Linked DNA regions of Homo sapiens: region 1 is linked to region 2. Evidence: read pairs that join two places in POLR2A ChIA-PET (ENCODE). Cell type or tissue: PC-3. All regions are shown on one strand. Region 1 overlaps KDM1A (lysine demethylase 1A). Region 2 overlaps TEX46 (testis expressed 46).

Region 1 (8,000 bases), 57 kb before region 2:
GATGCTTCTTTGTATTGCTGATGGAGTTCTTTAATTTTCTCTTTCAAATTTACCATCTAAGAAGGAAAAATACAAATTTACCATTCCAGATAGCAATGTAGTTTATGTCTACATCACATGTACCCTTTTTTGGCTCCTCAAAACTGCTATCCCAACAAAACAGGGCTACAATGCAAGGTCCTGAGAATTCTTAAGTACTTGTTCTAACCTACATCATTCCATTTGGGAAATAGGAAAGAAATCTTATAGGGCTTGACATAAAGGTACCACAACTCTATCTGATAAGTAAGATCAGTGCTGCCTTCTAAAACGAATGAGAAGGATGAGGAGTGTCCCATTAATTTAAACAAACAAAGAAAAAACCCAGTATTGAAATAAATTTAATCTCCACAAAAAGGAAACTGTTGCTAATGTAACTTAAACTTATTTTCGGAAACAAATTGTCATAATGTGTGTGTTTGTTTTTTTTTTTTGAGACAGAGTCTCACTCTGTCGCCCAGGCTGGAGTGCAGTGGCACCATCTCGGCTCACTGCAAGCTCTGCCTCCTGGGTTCACGCCATTCTCCTGCCTCAGCTTCCTGAGTAGCTGGGACTACAGGCACCCGCCACCATGCCCAACTAATTTTTTGTATTTTTAGTAGAGATGGGGTTTCACCATGTTAGCCAGAATGGTCTCGATCTCTTGACCTCGTGATCTGCCCTCCTCGGCCTCCCAAAGTGCTGGGATTACAGGCGTGAGCCACCATGCCTGGTCCTATAATGTGTTTTTTAAATATGTAAAAGGTCAAAGAATTTTTTTTTTTTTTCTAAGAGACACAGTCTTGTTCTGTCACCCAGGCTAGAGTGCAATGGCACAATCTCAGCTCACTGCAACCTCTGCCTCCCAGGTTCAAATGATTCTCATGCCTCAGCCTCCTGAGTAACTGGGATTACAGGTGTGTGCTACCATGCCCAGCAAATTTTTTGTATTTTAGTAGAGAAGGGGTTTCACCATTTGGCCAGGCTGATCTCGAGCTCTTGACCTCAAATGATCCACCTGCCTCAGCCTCTCAAAGTGTTGGGATTATAGGCATAAGCCACTGTGCCTGGCCAAAGAATCTTAAGGAACCATTGTTAATGTTAGCTTTTTTCAGGTTTCTGATGATACCACACAGGACAAGAGTGACAAAGCCTGAGACTGGGCCACCCTACAGGTATCCTGGCCACTTGGCAGTTCTTAAATCACTCTTCTCATTTCATCCTTACCACAATCCATGAAGACTGTGAGCTGGAGATCTCTTCATTAGACAGGATGAAGAATGAGGCACAGTGAGAGTGAGGCAAGAGTCCAGTCACAGGCACACCCAGAGTATGCACTATAAAGGCCCCCTCCAGGGGCTATTTTCTCCCTAAGCTGATGCGACCTTTGCAGCTGGCAGGGTGAGGAGAAGCAAATGGTTGGACTTTAATGCGCTGGAGCCTGGGGCTCTGGAAGGCGGTGGCAGAGAAGAGCCCTAACGGTTCAGCCCTGGGGAACAGAGGTGGGGGTGGCAGCAACTCAAGAGAAATAATTATGCCAATGAACTGGCTGCTGATTTGTTGGTCTTCACCAATGAAAACTTGGCTCCAGTACAGCTAATTCTCCTGCTAGTCCTAGAATTCAGCTGAGGGCACTGGGATAGCTTTAGAATAGCTAAACCACGCTTGTCCAACTCGTGGCCCAGGACAGTTTTGAATGCGGCCCAACACAAATTCATAAATTTTCTCAAAACACTGAATTTTCTTTTCCATTTTTTTTAAGCTCATTAGCTATCATTAGTGTTAGTGTATTTTATGTGTTGCCCAAGACAATTCTTCTTCTTCCAATGTGACTGAGGGAGGCCAAAAGACTGGACACCCCTGAGCCAAAGGGAACCAGACAAAGAGGAAAGATCTATTTCCTCTGGCAACCATTTATCAATAATGCCACACTGAAAGACTGACAGATAAAACAGTCTCTTTCGTTAGTCATTATTTTCTTAAGAATGAGTCCCAGCTGTGCAGACTTTCTCTTCCATGGAGGAAAAAATCTCGGAAATGCTTTTAAAATTTCTAAAGACTTTTTCTCCTATTAAAGCTTCTTCAGCTATGAAGAAAATACAGAATTTCACCTTATTAAGAAGTTCTTTCAATTCTTCCTGAGTTTTCACTATCTTCTTCCAATGTTCAATCTGCTCATCTTTGACATGCTTCTCTTGTAACCTAAGAGAGACAATATGTATAATCTGCTCTCAAAGCCAACTTTGCAGAATAAGACAGGTGCCCATCAAAAACATTTAAGGGCATCAAGGCCCACTGAAACTTCTGATACTTAGGAACAAGAAAGTTGGCTAGTTGGAAATTATTTCCTAGGCTATGTTAAATATAGTATAATACCATAAAAGCACTGAATTTTAGAAGTGAAAGGGGCCTTAAGGGATCATATAATTATTTTAAATAATTTTTAACTTTGGATTCAATGGTTTCATACAAAATTAAGTAAAAACTACCTCAAACAAGACTTGCAGAAAAACTTAAAACATAAATAGCAAATCTTTACACATGGAACTCACTATACAATAAGCAGTATCAAAGTACTTACTGAATGACAACTTCCAATGCCTGGCCAAGGGACACAGGCTTATTATTGAGGACATTGAAGTCTAGTTGATGACTAAGGTAAGATGTAGCTTCTAGCAACCGGTTAAACTCTTGCTCTACCATTTCATCTTTCTCTTTAGGAACCTGAAAATCCGAAGTATAGCAGAGTTGGTCCTTATAAAACTAAACATAACCATCCATGAAAACACAAATGCTCTATAGTTTATAAAGGTCAAAATATGTATCTCAAAGGGGAAACCTTTGAGCACAATGATTCAAATTTTCTTTTCTATGAAGTGGTCAGATCCATTTAAATGAGATATGAAATGTTTGGGCCCTGACAATTTCCTCTTCTTCTCCCACTACTGCCGTCAGAGCTGGGACTCCACCTCTATTAACAGCCACAAGATTTACACTGGTGCTAACTGAAGTCACATGGAGCACAAGTGGCACTGAGCTGACATGCATTAAGTTGAGCTGGCTGACATGCAAACAACACACTAGAAAAGTCCCAGAGAACAAAAACCATGTCAACAAACCTGAGGACCTTCCAAGAATAAGGGCAGGATGGGAAAATAAGAAGCCCAAGGTATCTGGCTTCCCCTCAAAGATGAATCTCAGGTGGGAAGAGGGAAAAGAGAAATGAAATTCATGGCTACTAATAAGAACACACTAGCACTTTTATTCTTTTGCACAGTAATAATATTTTATGGCACCAATAAGTTCAGAATTGAATGTACAAAGCTCTTAAGAGAGTCTATGAGTAAATGAAGGACCAGAAGGTCTGGCTCCTCATTGATGTGGATGAAGCAAACAGATTGCAAAGCAGGTCATCAAGCTGGAAGACCATGATCCTAAGCCATGCTGTGTCCCTGCCTATTGATAACATCAGTTAGTTTACAAACACCCCTCTGCTACTGCTTAATTCAGCCCCAAAGTAAACTGTATCTGCAATCCTATTGTTGAATTGATGGCAGAAGTGAGAGAAAGAAAAAATATGTTTAAGGCAAGCATTACTTGTTATAAGCTGGGCTGATATCAGCAGGGAAATGTGATTCAAAATACAGAATTTCATTATACAGTCAACCTAAAACTGGTAACACAAAAATAAAACATTGAAGCAAATTCTAGTAAACACTAAGACTCAGGAGGAGCGACCTTTTACAATCAGAGGTAACTGACTGTTGACAAGACCATCCCAGTAAGATTCTACCTCTCATTTGAAACTCCACAGTTTTTCCACTTCCCAACCCAACAGACGATTTTGAACCCTGGCCTCTGCTCCTTCACTGATAACACAAGTAACACTACGAGATGAGCCAGTGTGTGGCAGAAAGAATCTGGCAAGAAGGGCAATCTGCCCCCAAAAAGAAAGAGGACTGCAACTCTCCTTTGAACTGTAAATATGACAGATACCATAACTGATTTAAAAATCATATTCAAACAGTAAGTTCCCAAAGACTATACATGGGAGGGATCAGGGTATCTTTATAATTAAAGAATTACCCTTAGCCTAAAGAAAATCTAAATCTCTAAAAATATTCTGGTTTGTGTTAAATGAGGCAGAGAATCAGGCTTCAGATACTTGGTGCCATTTATATCAGGAAGGTACCTAAGACTGGTAGATCAAAAACCTGTGATCTACTACTCATTCAACTCAATGGCCAAAAAAAGAGCTTGTTCTTATTACACAGCTATGAGAGCTGATGGAAGAGACCCTTTGGTCAGGAATTTCATTTACTTTCTCAGCTACTTTTCCTCACTGATGTGATATGTGATGGTCATATGCAGAGCAACTCAAACAATGCTGAAATTTTGCTCAGAAACATGCTACTTCTAGTGCAAATCCTGCAATGATGCTACAAAAGATGGTTCTGGAAATCTAAATTTGGTTTTTCTTTCAAAAAGGAGAAACAATTACATTTCAATGTGAAATCTAGGTAGTTATGAGACCTTAACTGATCACAGATGCAATGCGCCTGACTGCTTTTCCTGGAGTATAAAAGTGATATTTCTATGTGTTGCTTCTAAAATGCCTAGCAAGAGGATGCTATAGCAGCCAAGAGGGACTACTAGATCACATATGCCTCTACAATAGGGCAGAATGTGTCAAACACAAGTGTGCAAATGGTACAGATTAAAGCTCTTCCAGTGTCAACTGGATGGCTTGCTTCAGACAAGCTTTAATCTTTGCAACTAGGATGACAATCACAAAGGGAAGTTCATACTGAAAAAGTACACAGCACTCAGGCTCAGTAACTGGGGTCCAGGGTGTGTGGTAGAGAAATATTTAAAGGGACACTGTCAAGGTTAGAGGGACCAAATTTGACCTGTTTCTTCCCTCTGTTTGCTGAGCAGCCCACTGGATTCATTACACTTTCCCCCTTAGTCCACCCACACCACCCACAAAAAACCTAATGTTTTACACGTGCTTTCAATGACAAAAACTCAAATGGCACCAGCCCAACATATAGGCGCAACTCTACAACAACAAACCAGTGTGAATGTATGATGGAGAGGATCTTTGAAAGGAAAAGATTTAGGTTTCAAGCTTTTAATGGGTTATTGTAAACAGTGAGGAAAATGATTTGAAAAATTATGAAAAAAATACCTTGACAGTGTCCTTTTAACCAGTGCAGCAGAGAGAGAAATAAACTGTAAATAACAGCCCAACAGCCACATCAAGTTTAGTTTTGTATGACAGCAATAAAATCAAGGCTTTAAACACATAGCATGACAGAAGCATTCTGTTAGCTCAGAAGCTGCAACCACCAGAGAAATAAGGAACAGATTGTACAGAGACCAAATGGGAAAGTCAAGGCACAGAAATGGCCAAAAGAAAGGCAGTTAACAAAAGACAGGGGAGTGAGGGGGAAGTGTCAGAAAGCAGTGAGGAATAAAGCAAAACTCAAAAGAGGAAAGGAAAAACACAGAACAGTAACAACAACAACAACAACAACAACAAAATCAAACAAACAAAAACCAAACCAAAAGATTGCTGCCACATTTGACTGACACCAGATGACAGGACTGCATCTCCGGTACACCATTCTAACCCGAGGCTCAGTTGTATGAGATTATGTGAGATTGTCAGCCACCAGGCCCCATCCATTTCCACCTAGTTAAGCAATTACAGGAATGTTGCAAGTGCAGCCAGGGATAGCTTTGAAACCTGGCTTTTTTTCCCCACTAACATTAAGATTTCACTTTGAAATTAAAGGAATATTTGGAAAATAATACATAAAATACTTGTCCCTTAGGAAATCAATACTGACTGGGAGAAAACCAAAATGTGCTTTTTAATACCTTTAAAACAGGATCATTTCTAAAAACAAGCTAGTTAGAAATATTCTATTTGACATATCCAGACAATAAAACTAACAAATGACTATCCCAACAACCCCAAACTACCCATACTTTAAGTCATTTATTTCCCCTTGATGAGAATCCTTGGATTCTATTAGTTCTACAAATTATTATGGAACAATAACAACAAAATGGAATTGAAATATTGGCAATCGCTAAACATAGGTCACAATAATTTAAATCTTACCTGACTATTCTAATCTAGATCCTTAACTTGTATCCTGAGAAAGAAACTCAACGAATGATTACAATGGGTTTTAAGTACCACATTAGAAGGCAGGTGGATTTCTACCCTGCAACACAGTGAGAACTTGTAACAGCAAACTAAGAAACATTTTTGGGGAAAGGACCAATAATGTTAAGAGCGTTCTAAGAAGCAAACAAAATGGACATCACTTTAAACAGATTTTGATTGACTTTTTGAAGCCATTTATTTCTCTATGAAAGGCTCCAGGTAAATAGTTCCTTCAAGACTAACAGGATTTGAAGAGTCTCACTATTCCAAATAGGTTCAATCCTGATTGTCTTGGTCCTGTAGATTATATGGACTGTCTCTAAATGTGTCCAGGGGAAGGGAAGCCTGTGTGTCTCGCCCATGCAGAATGTGGGAAAGCCAAACAACTTTCTGGACAAGGTCCCCAATCCTGCAAGAAGTAATCTCGAAGGAGGACAGCTCTCTTTAGTTCTTTCTACCTCTGGTATCATTCTAACAAGCTCTTTAGGTCTTCAGAAACATTGTACACCTATCTTACTTCCAGTCTTCACAAACTCTACAGCAGCAGAGCAGAATGGAGTTAAATGCAGCAATGTACGCTAGGTAATCAAAGTTCTGAGATTTAGCCAGAGAAATCCCCAGAAAGAATCAGAAAAAGGCAGTAATGGCCAAATCTGGCCAGTGGAGGCCACAGTCAATCTCCACCTCCCCATCCCATGCCATCGAGCACTTCTAGAATTATGGTAAAGCAGAAGATTAAGATTAGTTCATTTGGTAAAACCTAGAAGAAGAAATTTACTTCTGAAGAGTCTCTAATTCAGATTCTCCTCAACAGCCAAGGGAAATGAGATATAGCTATTATCCCCATAGGGCGAATATATCCTTAATCCAAATAAAATTCAATGTGATTCTAGGCTGGGAGCAGTGGCTCACATCTATAAATCCCAGCACTGTGGGAGGCTGAAGCAGGAGGATCACTTGAGCCCAGGAGTTTGAGACCAGCCTGGGCAATATAGTGAGACTCCATTTCTACAAAAAATTATTTTAAATTAGCCAGGTGTAGGGGTGTGTGCCTGTGGTCCCAGCTACTCACGAGGCTGAGGGGGAGAATCACTTTAGCCCAGGAGGGCAAGGCAACAGTGAGCCATGTTTGTGCCACTGCACTTCAGCCTGGGCAACACTGCAAGATCTGTCTCCAAAAACAAAAATAATCAATGTGATTCTATAGAGACTGTTGTCTTCCCCCCACTCCCACCCCATAAGGAATCTTTTTGACTTCCTTAAAGCAGTGATTAGAGTGTATGGAAAAGGCACACACAACATGTCTAAGTAGTTCTCTCTAGCAGTTTTTAGCATATAGTAGAGGTGCCCAGTAAATTCTTGTTAAATGAATAAATTAATATAGTTTGGAAAAGCAAAGTCAGTATTATAACTATAATTAAGGGGGCAAAAACTATTTGCAACTTCAGGACCATTAAAGGAAGGCATGAGATTTTTACATTTATAAATAAGCATGGATTGGCAGTAATGATTTCAAAGGGCAGAGAAAGACTGTCATAAAGATATTGAAGATGTTTGTTCAAAGGAAGAAAACCAAGAAGGCCAACAGACCTGTGTCAAAAGCATACTAACCTAAGCACCACTGTATAAGAACACAAATGAAAACCGGCAAAGTTACGATAGATACCTAATACACCTATAGTTAACGGTGTTTGTAAGAGACCTGACACCCATTACTTTTCACATGCTGTCTGTCATTCTTTCTCTTAACAGCTGAACCATTCTCAAGAAGCAATCAAGGCTCAGTTTCTCAAAGCAGTTA
Region 2 (8,000 bases):
TTTTTTAATTAGCTGGGCATAGTGGCACATGCCTGTAGTCTTAGCTACTCAGGAGGCTGAGGCAGGAGGATCACTTGAGCCCAGGAGTTGGAGGCTTCAGTGAGCCACAATCACACCACTGCACTCCAACCTGGGCAACACAGTGAGACCTTGTCTCAAAAATAAAATAAAATAATAATAAATAAAAAATTAATGTCTAACTATACAGAGTCCAAAACCTAATCAATATTACATATTATATTAAACAAAGTTACCTTCCCCTAAAGTATCAGGTGACCAATAGATGGGCTAGTATAACTGTGAAAGCAGTTATGTCTAAGTTTGGATAACTTTTCTTTGCCCCTATGATGGTAGGGGCTCTGTATTGGCCATTTTTTTTGCTAGTAGCGAGGCCCAGAAGTACTGGTGAATGAATGAGGAGGCCTACATCACCTGGCTATTGTGAGGACATCATGAGATAATGCTTTCAAACTGCCTGTCAAAGAGTCTGGCACATAGTGGGTGCTTCAGACAAAGGAGGAGTTATTATTATTGTTATGCGGCAGCTGGGTGGGGGGAGGGAGCTGGCTATGACTCAGAGGAGTGGGTGGCCGTGACTCTTGTCATGGAGGGGCCTGAGGCAGGGTCCTGGGGCCTGTGTGCCTCCACGCCATAATGCTGGCAGAACTGATATTTCTCTTTAGGAGTCTCCATGGGATACTTGCCTCCGCAGGCACCATAGGAGCAGTGGCAGCTTGGCTGATGAGCTATAAGCCAGCCTTGTTTGGGTTCCTATTCCTTCTGCTGTTGCTTAGCAACTGGTTGGTCAAGTATGAACACAAGCTCACCCTCCCAGAGCCCCAGCAGGTGAGCACAAGATGGGGCTTGGCTTCAGCTCAGGGATAGGGGATATTTGCAGCTAGATTAGGTGGGTAGGGAACAGGGTAGGTGTCGAAATAATGGGGCAAGACTGGGGAATCCAAGACTGGTCTAAACCACCACTCTACAGCTTCCTCTTAGGTGGTGCTGGGTAAATCACTTCCCTCCACGAGGCCTCAGTTGCCTCACCTCAGCTGTTAAATCAGGACCACCCCAGACTCTCCTATTTCATGTTTGATGTCAACATGCTTTGGCAAGAGTAACAACTACTTTAATGTGAAAAAAATAAAAAAAATTAACATGGACGAACATAGATACGTATCTAAAATAGAATAATGAAGACAGCAGAAATGTACATAGATTATGACATCTTTCATTTAATGTTAAAAAACATGCTAGGCTGGGCGCAGTGGCTCACGCCTGCAATCCCAGCACTTTGGGAGGCCGAGGCAGGTGGATCACTTGAAGTCAGGAGTTCAAGATCAGCCTGGCCAACATGGTAACACCTCGTCTCTACTAAAAATACAAAAATTAGCTGGGTGTGGTGACACACACCTGTAATACCAGCTACTCAGGAGGCTGAGGCAGGAGAATCACCTGAACCCAGGGGACTGAGGTTGCAGTGAGCTGAGATCATGCCACTGCACTCCAGCCTGGGCAACAGAGCAAGCTTCCATCTAAAAACAAAAATAAAAAGCAAAACAGCCTGGCGCAGTGGCTCACAGCTATAATCCCTGCACTTTAGGATGCCGAGGCAGGTCAACGACCACTTGAGGCCAGGAGTTTGAGAATAGCCCAGGCAACATGAGGAAACCCCATCTCTAAAAAAAATACAAAAATGAGCCAGGCATGGTGGTGCGTGCCTGTAGTCTCAGCTACTCAGGAGACTGAGGTGGGAGAATCACCTGAGCCCGAGAAGTTGAGGCTGCAGTGAGCATGCCACTGTACTACAGCCTGGATGACAGAGTGAGACTCTGTCTCAAAAAAAAAAAAAAAAAAAAGGCAAAACAATAGCCTATCTTATTTATGGATGTGTATGTGCAGTGAAAGTATTTTAAGGCAGGATGCCTCAACCTTGGCACTATTGACATATTGGGCCAGATAATTCTCCATTGTGGGAGGCTCACCTGTCACCTGTGCATTGTTAGCTTAGCGGCCACCCCGGCCCCTACCCATGAGATGCCAAGTAGCACACCTGCCATTTCATGACAATCCAAAGTATTTCCAGATATTGCCAAATGTCCCCTGGGGAAGGCAGAATGCCTCCCATTGAGAACTACTTTATAAAGAAATGCATGGAAAAATAAATTTTAAATGCAGGATTACAGTTAAGGTGATGATATTCAGGGAGGGAGGAGGATGCTGTGGGTGTGAGAGTCCACAGGGAACTTTAGTTATATTTATGATATTTTATTTCTTAAGTTGATATGGGAATATGAGTATTTGTTGTATTATTTACCTTTTTGCATGCCTGATATGTTGAATTTTTTCAGTTAACCTTTTTTTTTTTTTATGTATTTAGTTTTTTGAGACAGGGTCTCGCTCTGTGGCCCAGGCTGGATGCAGTGGCACAACCATGGCTCACTGCAGCCTCGACCTCCCTGGGATCAGGTGATCCTTCCACCTCAGCCTCCCAAGTAGCTGGGACTACAGGTGTGCACAGGGCTAATTTTTTCTAGTTTTTGTGGAGACGGGATTTTACCATGTTTCCCAGGCTGGTTTCAAACTCCTGGGCTCAAGCGATCCTCCTGCCTCGGCCTTCGAAGGTGCTGGGATTACAGCCATGAGCCACCACACCTGGCTTAATTTTTAAACATTTTTAAAGACCATTAGTTTGTAGCTGAATCCAAAAAGAAAAAAAAAATAAGTGTTATTAACCAGGGGAGGGAGAGATGAGGATCATAGAGATAAAAGCATGTCATGAGACCATTGAGACTTCGCAGTTTGAGATCGTACTGAGCCTGACAAAATGCTCAGAGAGGCATGTTGGAAAAACGGGCTCTGGAGATAGATATATTTAGGCTAAGGGCTTTATGTCCACTGTGACTGGCAGATTAGCGGGCCATCTCATGCATTCCTATGAACCAAAGGCAAGTGGAGGACTCGGGAATTTGAGGCTGTATGATGCTGAGAAAGTGACCTCCCAAGCTGGGCCTGGTGGCTCACGCCTGTAATCCCAGCACCTTGGGAGGCCAAGGCGGGCAGATCACCTGAGGTCGGGAGTTCGAGACCAGCCTGGTCAACATGGTGAAACCCTGCCTCTATTAATAATTACAAATACAAATACAAAAATTTCTACTAATACAAAAAGTTAGCTGGGTGTGGTGGCACGTGCCTGTAATCCCAGCTACTCTGGAGGCTGAGGCAGAAGAATCGTTTGAACCCGGGAGGTGGAGGTTGCAGTGAGCCGAGATCACACCATTGCACTCCAGCCTGGGCAACAAGAGTGAAACTCAGTCTCAAAAAAAAAAAAAAAAAGAAAGTGACTTCCCGTTACTGGGTCCCAAGTCTCCACAAAATGAGGCAATGATGCTCCCCTTGCAGGCAGTTGTGAGACTCTGTTAAGATAATGTTTGTAAACCACCTGGCACAGAGCAGGTGTTCAAGCAAGGAAGGGATTATCATTATTAACCAACTTTCCCCTTTTCCTGGTGCTGGGGAGCTTAAAAGGAGGAAGAGAAACCAAAGACTTCTGAAAACGACTCCAAGAACAGCAAGGCCGTGAACACAAAAGAAGTCAATAGAACGCATGCCTGCTTTGCCCTCCAGGACGAGATCCTCCAACGGCTGTTGTTCAGTGAAATGAAGATGAAGGTCCTAGAAAATCAGATGTTCATCATATGGAATAAAATGAATCACCACGGGCGGTCAAGCAGACATCGGAATTTTCCCATGAAAAAACACAGAATGAGGAGGCATGAGTCAATTTGCCCCACCCTGTCTGACTGTACTTCGAGTTCCCCCAGCTAATGAGGCCGAGGCGGGCTGGCCTCTGCCGATGTTACCTTTTACCTCAGTAAAACCCAGTCACAGCCTATTGAATGTTCATAGTAAGTCATAACAGAAAGGTGCCTAGGAGCCAGGAAGAGGATCAGAGGCTGAAAGATTGCCTCTGGAAAAGAAATCTGTACACACCAGGTCTACCAGGTAGCACGTAGTGACACGGCCTGATGGGGCTCTAGAACCATCCCTTTCTAGAGTCTTCTATTTCAGTTGGTTCTACCCTGGTTCCTCCCTGGCCCTGTGCTGTTCACTCTGAGTCTCCCCACTCCTGCCCTAGCCCCTAGTTTCCCCTCTCATCCTGTACCCAGAGGCCGAAGCCAGCCCTGCCAAGCCTGGCTCTGACCATGTCCATTGCTCATTCTTTTTTTTTTTTTTTTTTTTGAGACAGAGTTTCGCTCTTGTCACCCAGACTGGAGTGCAGTGGCACGATCTTGGGTCACTGCAACTTCCACCTCCCAGGTTCAAGTGATTCTCCAGTCTCATCCTTCCAAGTAGCTGGGATTACAGGCACCCGCCACCATGTGTGGCTCATTTTTGTATTTTTAGTAGAGACAGGGTTTCACCATGTTGGCCAGGCTGATCTCAAACTCCTGACCTCAGGTGATCCATCTGCTTTGGCCTCCCAAAGTGCTGGGATTACAGGCATAAGCCACCACGCCCGGCTCGTGTTACTGCATTTCAACCAGAGCTCGGTTGCCCACTGACAGATCTGAGCCGGTGTTCTGTGTTAAAAAGTGAGATCAGCAAGTGTTAGCGTTTGAAAGACAAGCAAGCACCTAGCCGAGACTTTTCTTCATAATGAAAACTGGAAAGGAAATCATTATCTCACTGTTTGATTCAGTGTGACTTAGTGTTAGGTTGGTGTTCTACCTAAAATCGTCTCTCTCATGCAAGTCTCATGCATTCTAACCAAACCAGAGAACTTGCCATCCCCCAAATGCATCCACATAAGCTTACATTGTTTCTTCACGTGATCCCTAATTTTCTCCTTTCTGCTGTTACAATTCTTCACTTCTTCCAAAGCCATCACCTCTAGGAAGCTCCCCTCAAGCCAGCTATAATGAATCTTTTTCCTTAGCATTGTTTCCACATTTTATGTGTAGTTCTACAATAGAATGTTTCACAGTCTGCTGGGATTTGATTTGTACACATTACTACAGTCCCTCCCCATGCTTCAACTAGACTATAAGCTCTTTGAAGACAAGCACAGAATATTGTTCATCTGTATATCCCTCCCCCACCCGTAGCACCTAACACAGTGGCTAGTATACAAGCAGTGCTCAATAAAGAATACCTAGGCCAGGCGTGGTGGCTCACACCTATAATCCTAGCAGGGGTGGGCAGATCACCTGAAGTCAGGAGTTCGAGACCAGCCTGGCCAACATGGTGGAACTCCGTCTCTACTAAAAATACAAAAATTAGTCAGGTGTGATGGCACATGCCTGTAGTCCCAGCTACTCAGGAGGCTGAAGCAGGAGAATTGCTTGAACCTGGGAGGTGAAGGTTGCAGTGAGCCAAGATCATGCCACTGCACTGCACTCCAGCCAGCCTGAGCAACAGAGTGAGACTTCATCTCAAAAAAAAAAAAAAAAAAAAGAATATGATTGCTTATCAGTGTCTTACGTGTCCAGACATTTTCTCACCCCTTTCATTTTATGATGATTCTCCTATATCCTACTTTGTTTTAAAAGCAGAATCTCTGGGGCTAAACTGCCTGGGCTTAAATCCTAACTCACCAACTCTCTGTTGTGTGATCTTGGACAACTCTTGATTGTTTATTCTTCCTGTACCTCAGTGTCCTTAACTGTAAAATGGGCAGATTAAGACTATGAATCTTATAAAATTTATAGATGGTGTCTTAGTCTGTTTGTGCTTCTATAACAAAATTTCTGGCTGGGCCTGGTGGCTCACGCCTATGATCTCAGCACTTTGGGAGGCAGAGGCAGGAGGATCACCTGAGCCCAGGAGTTTGAGACCAGCATGGACAACGTGGTGAAACCCTGTCTCTATAAAAAATACAAAAGAACTAGCTGGACATGGTGGTGCACGCCTGTGGTCCCAGCTACTCGAGAGGCTGAGGTGGGAGAATCACCTGAGCCTGGGAGGTCAAGGATGCAATGAGCCATGATTGTACCACTGCACTCCAGCCTGGGTGACAGAGTGAGATCCCATCTCAAGAAACAAAAACAAAAAAATTAGCCGGGTCTGGTGGTGTGCACCTGTAGTCCCAGCTACTCGGGAGGCCGAGGTGGAAGGATCACTTGAGCCTGGAAGGCCGAATTCACAATGAGCCAAGATCGCACCGCTGCACACCAGCCTAGGTGACAGAGTGACACCCTGTCTCCACACATACACACAAATACCTGAGACAGGATAATTTATTTTAAAAAACACACAGATACTTATTTCTCACAGTTCTGGAGGCTGGGAGGTCCAAGATCAAGGCTCTGGCATCTGGTGAGGTTGGCTCTCTGCTTCCGAGATGGCACCTTGAAAGCTAGATCTCTGGAGAGGAGGAATGTTGTGCCCTTATAAGGCATAAGTGGAAGGGCAAAAAGGAACAAACTCCTTCTATGAAGCATTTTTTTTTTTTGAGGCAGAGTCTCGCTCTGTCGCCCAGGCTGGAGTGCACTGGCGCAATCTGGGCTCACTGCAAGCTCTGCCTCCCGGGTTCATGCCATTCTCTTGTCTCAGCCTCCCAAGTAGCTGGGACTACAGGCGCCTGCTACCATGCCCAGCTAATTTTTTTTTTTTTTTTTTTTTTGTTTTTTTTTTTTGAGACGGAGTCTCGCTCTGTCACCCAGGCTGGAGTGCAGTGGCCTGATCTCTGCTTACTGCAAGCTCCGCCTCCCGGGTTCACGCCATTCTCCTGCCTCAGCCTCCCGAGTAGCTCGGACTACAGGCGCCCGCCACTATGCCTGGCTAATTTTTTTTTGTATTTTTAGTAGAGATGGGGTTTCACCGTGTTAGCCAGGGTGGTCTCAATCTCCTGACCTCGTGATCCGCCCGCCTCGGCCTCCCAAAGTGCTGGGATTACAGGCGTGAGCCACCGTGCCCGGCCGCTATTTTTTTTTTTTTTTTGTATTTTTAGTAGAGATGGGGTTTCACCGTGTTAGCCAGGATGGTCTCGATCTCCTGACCTCGTGATCTGCCTGCCTCGGCCTCCGAAAGTGCTGGGATTACAGGCATGAGCCACTGCGCCCAGCCCTATCAAGCATTTTATAGTGGCATTGACCCATTCATAAGGGCGGAGCCCTCATGACCTAAATACCTCCCCAAAGGCCACACTTCTCAATACCATTCCATTGGAGATTTTTTTCAACACATGTATTTTGGGAGACACGTTCAGACCACAACATTCTTTCCCTGGTCCCCCAAATTTATGTCCTTCTCATGTGCAAAATATATTTAGTCCATCCAGATAGCCCCCAAAGTCTTCACTCATTCTAACATCAACTCAAAAGTCTGGAATCTCATCTAAATCAGATACGGGTGAGACTCAAGGTACAATTACCCTGAGGCAAATTTCCCTCCAGCTGTAAACCTGTGAAATCGAACAAATTATGTGCTTGCAAAATACAGTGGTGGGGCAGGCATAGGATAGATATTTCCATTCCAAAAGGGAGAAATAGAAAAGAAGACAGGAGTAACAGGCCCCAAGTAAGTCCAAAACTTTTTTTTTTTTTTTGAGACAAGATCTGGCTCTATCGTCCAGGCTGGAGTGCAGTGGTATGATCTCAGCTCACTGCAACCTCGTCCTCCCTGTCTCAAGCCATCCTCCCACGTCAGCCTCCCAAGTAGCTGGGACTACAGGTGCGCACCACCACACCTGGCTAATTTTTTGTATCTTTTGTAGAGACAGGGTTTCACCACGTTGCCCAGGGTGGTCTCAAACTCACGAGCTCACGATCTGCCTGCCTTGGCCTCCCAAAGTGCTGAGATTACAGGCGTGAGCTACTGTACCTGGCCTCTAAGTACAAAACTTAACTGTGCAAACAACATTAAATCTTAAGGCTTGCATAATCTTTGAGTCCATGTTCTGCCTCCCAGACACACTGGTATGAAGGTTGGGCCTCCAAGACTTTGGGCAACTCTACCCCCGTGGCTTTGCTAGCTGCAGTTGTCACACACATCGAAGG

What was found. ChIA-PET counts read pairs that join two places held together with the same protein. Peaks named below come from ENCODE experiments on the same cell type or tissue, not always from the same donor. Only the 100,000 strongest peaks of a DNase experiment are listed, where the experiment ranks them.
Region 1: POLR2A ChIA-PET joins it to region 2 with 22 read pairs; 10 of 35 experiments call an interaction of 5 or more read pairs at or near these places.

Annotation. Positions count from the first base shown.
Region 1 is chr1:23,063,281-23,071,280 of GRCh38, reverse strand. KDM1A (lysine demethylase 1A) reads right to left here. Exons shown (of 21, transcript NM_001009999.3): 10 at 5,210-5,221; 11 at 2,600-2,742; 12 at 2,130-2,220; 13 at 1-56. Among named protein-coding and RNA genes, the nearest start is that of MIR3115, 23 kb to the right of the region's middle. In PC-3, no CTCF peak of the experiment used is centred here; no DNase peak of the experiment used is centred here.
Region 2 is chr1:23,006,729-23,014,728 of GRCh38, reverse strand. TEX46 (testis expressed 46) reads left to right here. Exons shown (of 3, transcript NM_001242521.2): 2 at 684-846; 3 at 3,628-3,895. The coding sequence ends at 3,828. Among named protein-coding and RNA genes, the nearest start is that of TEX46, 5.1 kb to the left of the region's middle. RefSeq lists an enhancer at 3,169-4,368. In PC-3, no CTCF peak of the experiment used is centred here; a DNase peak (open chromatin) is centred at 3,788; H3K4me3 peaks cover 364 bases; H3K27ac peaks cover 3,199 bases.